Linked DNA regions of Mus musculus: region 1 is linked to region 2. The links are chromatin loops, found by intact Hi-C in ENCODE. Cell type or tissue: left cerebral cortex. All regions are shown on one strand. Each heading gives the region's core, and the rest is flanking DNA. Links, peaks and the distances in the headings are about the cores only.

Region 1 (2,803 bases), core at 59-2,558, 120 kb after region 2:
GAGGAGGAGGAGGAGGAGGAGGAGGAGGAGGAGGAGGGAGGGAGGGAGGGAGGAAGAAAATAGAAATGGCTGGCCCTAAGTTCTCCAGGATGTCCACTCACTCCACAAAGCCTACAGCTGGGGAGGTCCGTGTCCAGCACCAGCTTGGAGTAAGCTTCCCAGAATAGCCATGCACAAGGCTGAGCAGACTCAATAACTCTTCTTCCTGCAGTGAAGTTCCTCAGGCAGAAGGCTCCTGTCCAGTGTGAGATAGAGATTCAGACTCAGCTTTTCCACACAGAAACCTAAACCCTAGTTTTCACAGCAGCCTCGCCTGAATGGCACACACCTGTAGAACATCAAACCTTGCAGGGCACAACCCCACCTAGATGGAAGAGGGCAGAGCCCCTGGGCTAAGTCTGAGCAGTTACAAAAGCCCTCGAGGTTTAATTGTAATCTGCAGTACCAAGAACTGCAGGCTCCATAGATAAGAATCCCCAGCGCCGGTTGGCAAGACACATCCACAGGTTCCTTAGTAAAGGACAGATTGACTAAAGACGTGGAACATACTGATGGTTTTCACTGGTGCTTTGTTTTGTGTTGAGCCCACACTGGCCTCAGGCAGGCTTGCCTCAGCCTCCTGAGTGCTGAGAATAAAGAAACACACTATCATACCACATCTCATTAAGAATGGGTATTCTTAGGCCCAGCGTGGTGGCGCACATCTTTCATCCCAGCACTTGGGAGGCAGAGGCAGGCAGATTTCTGAGTTTGAGGCCAACCTGGTCTACAAAGTGAGTTCCAAGACAGCCAGGGCTATACAGAGAAACTCTGTCTCGAAAAACAAAACAAAACAAAACAAAACAGAACAACAACAAAAAAAAACCAAAAAACAAAACAACAACAAAAAAGAATGGGTATTCTTATCACACGACCCAAAAGATTCTTAGATAAAGCATGTTTGACATCACCGAGCTGCCTCTGAAACATCGAGTACTCCGCACTCTGCCTCCTGCCTCTTCCTCAGTGAACAACAGTCAATTCATAACATACATGGTAGATATCATTTGTATGACTGACATGCTTCTACCAGGGAGTCCAGACTTTTACCCCTAAAACTATGATGAGTGTAAGGAACTTTATGACCATATACATTTCTGCATGCTAAACTCCTCCCTTCGCTCATCCACCGATCCTTAATCACTCTGTGTCCCCAGAGCTCTCCCTTAAGTGGCATTACTAAACAACAAACAGGAGGCTCACATGTTTTTTCCATTCTGTCTTAATTCCCTAACTCTGCGATACTCTGTGTCTTAGTTAGGGTTAGTATTGCTGTGATGAAACATCACGATCAAAAGCAACTTTGGGAGGAAATTGTTTGGTTTACATATCTTGAATTGCAGTCCACTGAGAGAAGCCAAGACAGGAACTCAAACCAAGCAGAGAGGAAAACGCTAAAAACAGAGGCTATGGAGGAGAGCTGCTTATTGGTTTGCTTCAAAACGCAGCTAGCTTTCTTACAAAAAACATGCCAAGCTTCTCAGTGGCATTGTACCACCCACAATAGTCTGGGCCTCTTCTATCAATCACTCATCAAGAAAATGACGTACAAGCTTGCCTGTTTACAGCCCGATCTTAGGGAGGTGTTTTCTCAATTGGAATTCTCTCCTCTCAGATGACTCTAGCTTAATGAAGAAACTAGAGGTATAGGCTAACTCTTAAAAGAAAATAGTTAGATGCTTCAGACTAGAATCCTGCTCTAAACCAGCTGAGTGCTCACTGAGAGACCAGCATTCATCCACAACTCACAGAAATAAAATCCCTGGTAGTACATTGCCAGGAAGACCCCAAAGGCAGTCACAAAGGAAATGCAGTCAGTCCTGGCTAAGGAGGAAAACAGCCAAGTGGCCATGGCTTTGCAATCCTTTGTGATCTGGGTTTCTGAGCATTTTTATCAACTCTCTGGGATGGCAAATGTCCAGCACTTATGCCTGACTTCACTTGACATTCTCTGGCAAAGGATGGGTGGTTCTGCAGCTCTGCTGCCAAGTATGACCCTTCTGATCCATGTAACCTATGCCTTGCCTTTCTTTCTAGAAGGGCAAACAAGGGCAGGATCTTAGAGCTGGCATAGTCCCACATCCCTGCAGATGGGCAGTACAGGAACAGGGTGGTCTAGAACTAATATATTAAGTATTTGAAGATAATTAGGTCAGAAGTATTCTCTCTCTCTCTCTCTCTCTCTCTCTCTCTCTCTCTCTCTCTCTCTCTCTCTCTCTCTCTCCTTCCCTCTCTCTCTCCCTATCTTCCTTTTCCATGTAAGAATATATCAAGATTGTCATCTGTGAACCAGGACACAGGGACTCAATGGTCAACCAATGCCTTCTACTTCCTTCTAGAATGATAAGCATCTGTTGTGAAACAAATTACAATGTCTGTGGCAACTTGTTTTTGGTTTTTAAAAAAAAAAAAAAAAAAAAACAGGCCAAGCAAAGACATAACACTTGCCACCTACTAATCTACTAGCATACTTCCATATTTATTGCATTTATTTTGGGATACTTATCTCCTCTTGCTAGTAGATAAGCCCCACAGGAGCAGAAATTGTGGTCTGTTTTGCTTACTAATACATCTCAACTGTTTCTGATAGTGCCAGCCAGAGCCAACTCTGAACGGTTGGTGAGTGACAGCAAGCATAGCAAGCTAGACAGTGGATTCACCCTTCTTCTTGCTCCAGCAGAAGGGAGACACAGGAGGAGGGGAAACTATGTACACCTCCCATGTCTTTGTCTAGCCTGTTTGTGTGAGAAGCCTTGGACTGCCT
Region 2 (2,803 bases), core at 245-2,744:
ACCATCTTGAGCATTTTGTCATATTCCACCTAAGTTTGTAAAGCCAGGTGCATAACCCAAGCCCTTGAACTGACAAGGAGCAGCAATGCAGCAGGAGTCACCCTTTGTTGTGATTTAAATTAGAATGACCCAACCCCCCTCCCCAGGCTCATATGTGTGAATAGTTGGTCCCAGTTGGTTGAATTGTTTGGAAAAGATTAGGAGATGTGGTCTTGTTGGATGAGGTATGCTACTGGAAGTGGGCTTTGAGTTTTTCCAAAGTGAATGCCACTTCCTGTTATCTTTCCCTACCTTTTATGAATCTATCTAGCATTTATGAATCTAGATGTAAGCTCTCAGCTACTGCTCCAGAGCCATGCCTGCCTGCCTGCCACCATCATGTTCCCAGTCATGATGGTCATGGTCTTATCCTCTGTAACCCCAAAGAACTTTCTTCAGTAGGTTGCCTCAGTCATGATGCCTTATTGAAGCAGTAGAAAAGTAACTAAGATAACCATCATGTGGCTCATTTAGCTCACCATATGCATCTTGTGGAGGAGGTGGCAACTTGTAGCAGTGTGAGTCCTTAGTGCCTTGCCATCATACCCTATCTCTATCCCTGACCAGATCCAGGTCCCCAGGCCTTCAGAATCCTCAAAACTTCTTCTGGGTGGAGTCTTTCTACCCATCCATCTCTTGAATTATCCTGAGTCTGAGGCCCACTACTTCCAGAAAAACATATTTGACTAGGTAATGTCACCCCAAATTCTTATTTGCCAAAAGCTATACATAGTAAATAAAGTATATAATAATGTTTGATAGGCAACATGCTAAATAGTGGGGATACAAAGATGGTAAACCTTGCTCTCTGATAGTAAATTAATGCACTAATTAACATTAATAGCTTAATTGCTAATAATTGCTTTACCCATCAAGTTAAGATATTATCATTTTAATAGAGTCATTCAATGGCAAAGTTCAAAGAAATAGCTTATAGTGTGAATTTAAGAATCCTTCCTAGATGACAAGAGCGTGGACAGTGTCTGACAGGAAAGGCAAATGCATTTTAACCCCATTGTGCTATGAACACCTCTGAGTAAGGGATCAAGGAGACTCCTCTAACCCTACTTGCATGTCATTACTCTACCTAAAAACTGAGAGAGCTGGGGGCTACCTGTAGTCATGTGCTCTTGGTAACTTCAGTTTGCTTAGATAGACATGTCCATTAGAGGGAGTGCTGGAGAACAGGGCTTCTCAGATTCTAAAACACACACACCACTTGGAGATCTTGCCAAAATTCTACTGGTTCCTTAAATCTCAGTGGAGCCTGGAAATCATATTTCTAGCAAGCTGCTAGAGCTGGCTAGCAGCACTTGGCAAAGCAAGCCTCTGGTGTCCTTTCTACATTCACCACACAGCACATTTGGATATAATTGCATGGATTCATCCACTTATTGACATCTACAACCTCTTGTGAGGGAGATTTTCAGTCTTTGAAATACTTCTATTATTAAAATATCCATCACTCTGCCAAGCAAAAGCCTATTGTCTCTTCCCACTAAAGTTGATCTGCCCAAAGATCAACTGTTTCCTTATAGTCAGATTCTCAAGAACCTGTGATGAACAGAAATCCTGGAAATCATTTCTCATAAGAAGGCTAAAGGCAGATACTCAATGATTCTTTCCATTGAGTACTGCTTTTTCAGGCCTTTGACTCAGTAAAGGCTGAATCATGAAAGATTTCACCTTCAGGCAGAGCCTCTCCAACAGGTATGTATGGCTTATTGTGCCTATGACTACACGGGATCTAAAAACTTACTGCTATATTTTATAGTCTGTTCAGTAATATGGAAGTGGCCACAAGAATGAGGAAAATACAGCCACTTGTAGAATGTGGGCTGTGTGTAAACACTTATGCAAACATTGACCTGTCCAAATGAGTGAACCACTTTGCTAAGTATGAGGGATTTAAGTGCCAGAGTAATGTGTGTGCCTCCTGATCTGATTTCATATTAAACTCCAGTTCCCAAGGAACCTCTGAGGGTCAGTGATATCACAAATTGCTTTGACTTTGGGTAAAGAAAATAGAAAACAATGGTCAAATGCAGGGTCAAATACAGGGTCAAAACATAACCCACATCTGATCAGAAATGTCCAAATGAAACTGTTGTGCTTTATCTGGAAGTCTGAAAACTTAGCTGAACCTCTTGATGGATACATAGATAATCATGTGGAAGATAAACGCTCATGTAAGCAGGACTGGTATCTAAAAGGCAGGTAATATCTAACCCATAAATTGAGTTCACAGCTCACACCTCTGCTATCCAGCTAACAGCTAGAAACACTGGGATGCCTGCAATTGGTGAGTCAGCAAGGCTGGACGTGGGGCTCCTAGGCATGGACAGCACCACAGCTCCATTATCCCTAAAAAACTACAAGAGGATAAAGAAAGGGAGACACCCCACCCCGATCTCTCAACACTTAGACTCTCATCACCACCCTGTACCAAATGGGAACATTTTCAGGCCCCAGTTATGATTTAAACGAAGCACACCGCACCAATATTGTGTGGTGCCATCTGTTATTTTATATTTCACGGAATTTGGCCAGTTTTGAAATATTATAATTATATCTCCTCTATTACGTATGCAACGCAGACATTTTCTGAAACATAAATACAGTATGTGGGAAATGTGACTGTATTTATAGCCATTGGCTGGTGGGAAGCAAAGGGCAGCTGGCACCATGAAGATTCTGGAGAACTTGGGCTGCCAAAGGAGCAGGGCTGGGACTGGGAAGTTCACCTCTCTACACTACATCCTCT

The links. A loop is a pair of places that touch in the nucleus more often than their neighbours do. Peaks named below come from ENCODE experiments on the same cell type or tissue, not always from the same donor. Only the 100,000 strongest peaks of a DNase experiment are listed, where the experiment ranks them.
Region 1: a loop joins it to region 2, with 2.3 times the contacts of the local background. A loop is called at or near these places in 3 of 42 quality-filtered maps.

The regions. Positions count from the first base shown.
Region 1 is chr9:27,643,287-27,646,089 of GRCm38, reverse strand. No RefSeq gene overlaps it. Among named protein-coding and RNA genes, the nearest start is that of Gm30791, 130 kb to the right of the region's middle. In left cerebral cortex, for the core only: no CTCF peak of the experiment used is centred there; no DNase peak of the experiment used is centred there.
Region 2 is chr9:27,767,481-27,770,283 of GRCm38, reverse strand. No RefSeq gene overlaps it. Among named protein-coding and RNA genes, the nearest start is that of Gm39314, 22 kb to the left of the region's middle. In left cerebral cortex, for the core only: a CTCF peak has its summit at 1,209; DNase peaks (open chromatin) are centred at 1,290 and 2,563; H3K27ac peaks cover 592 bases.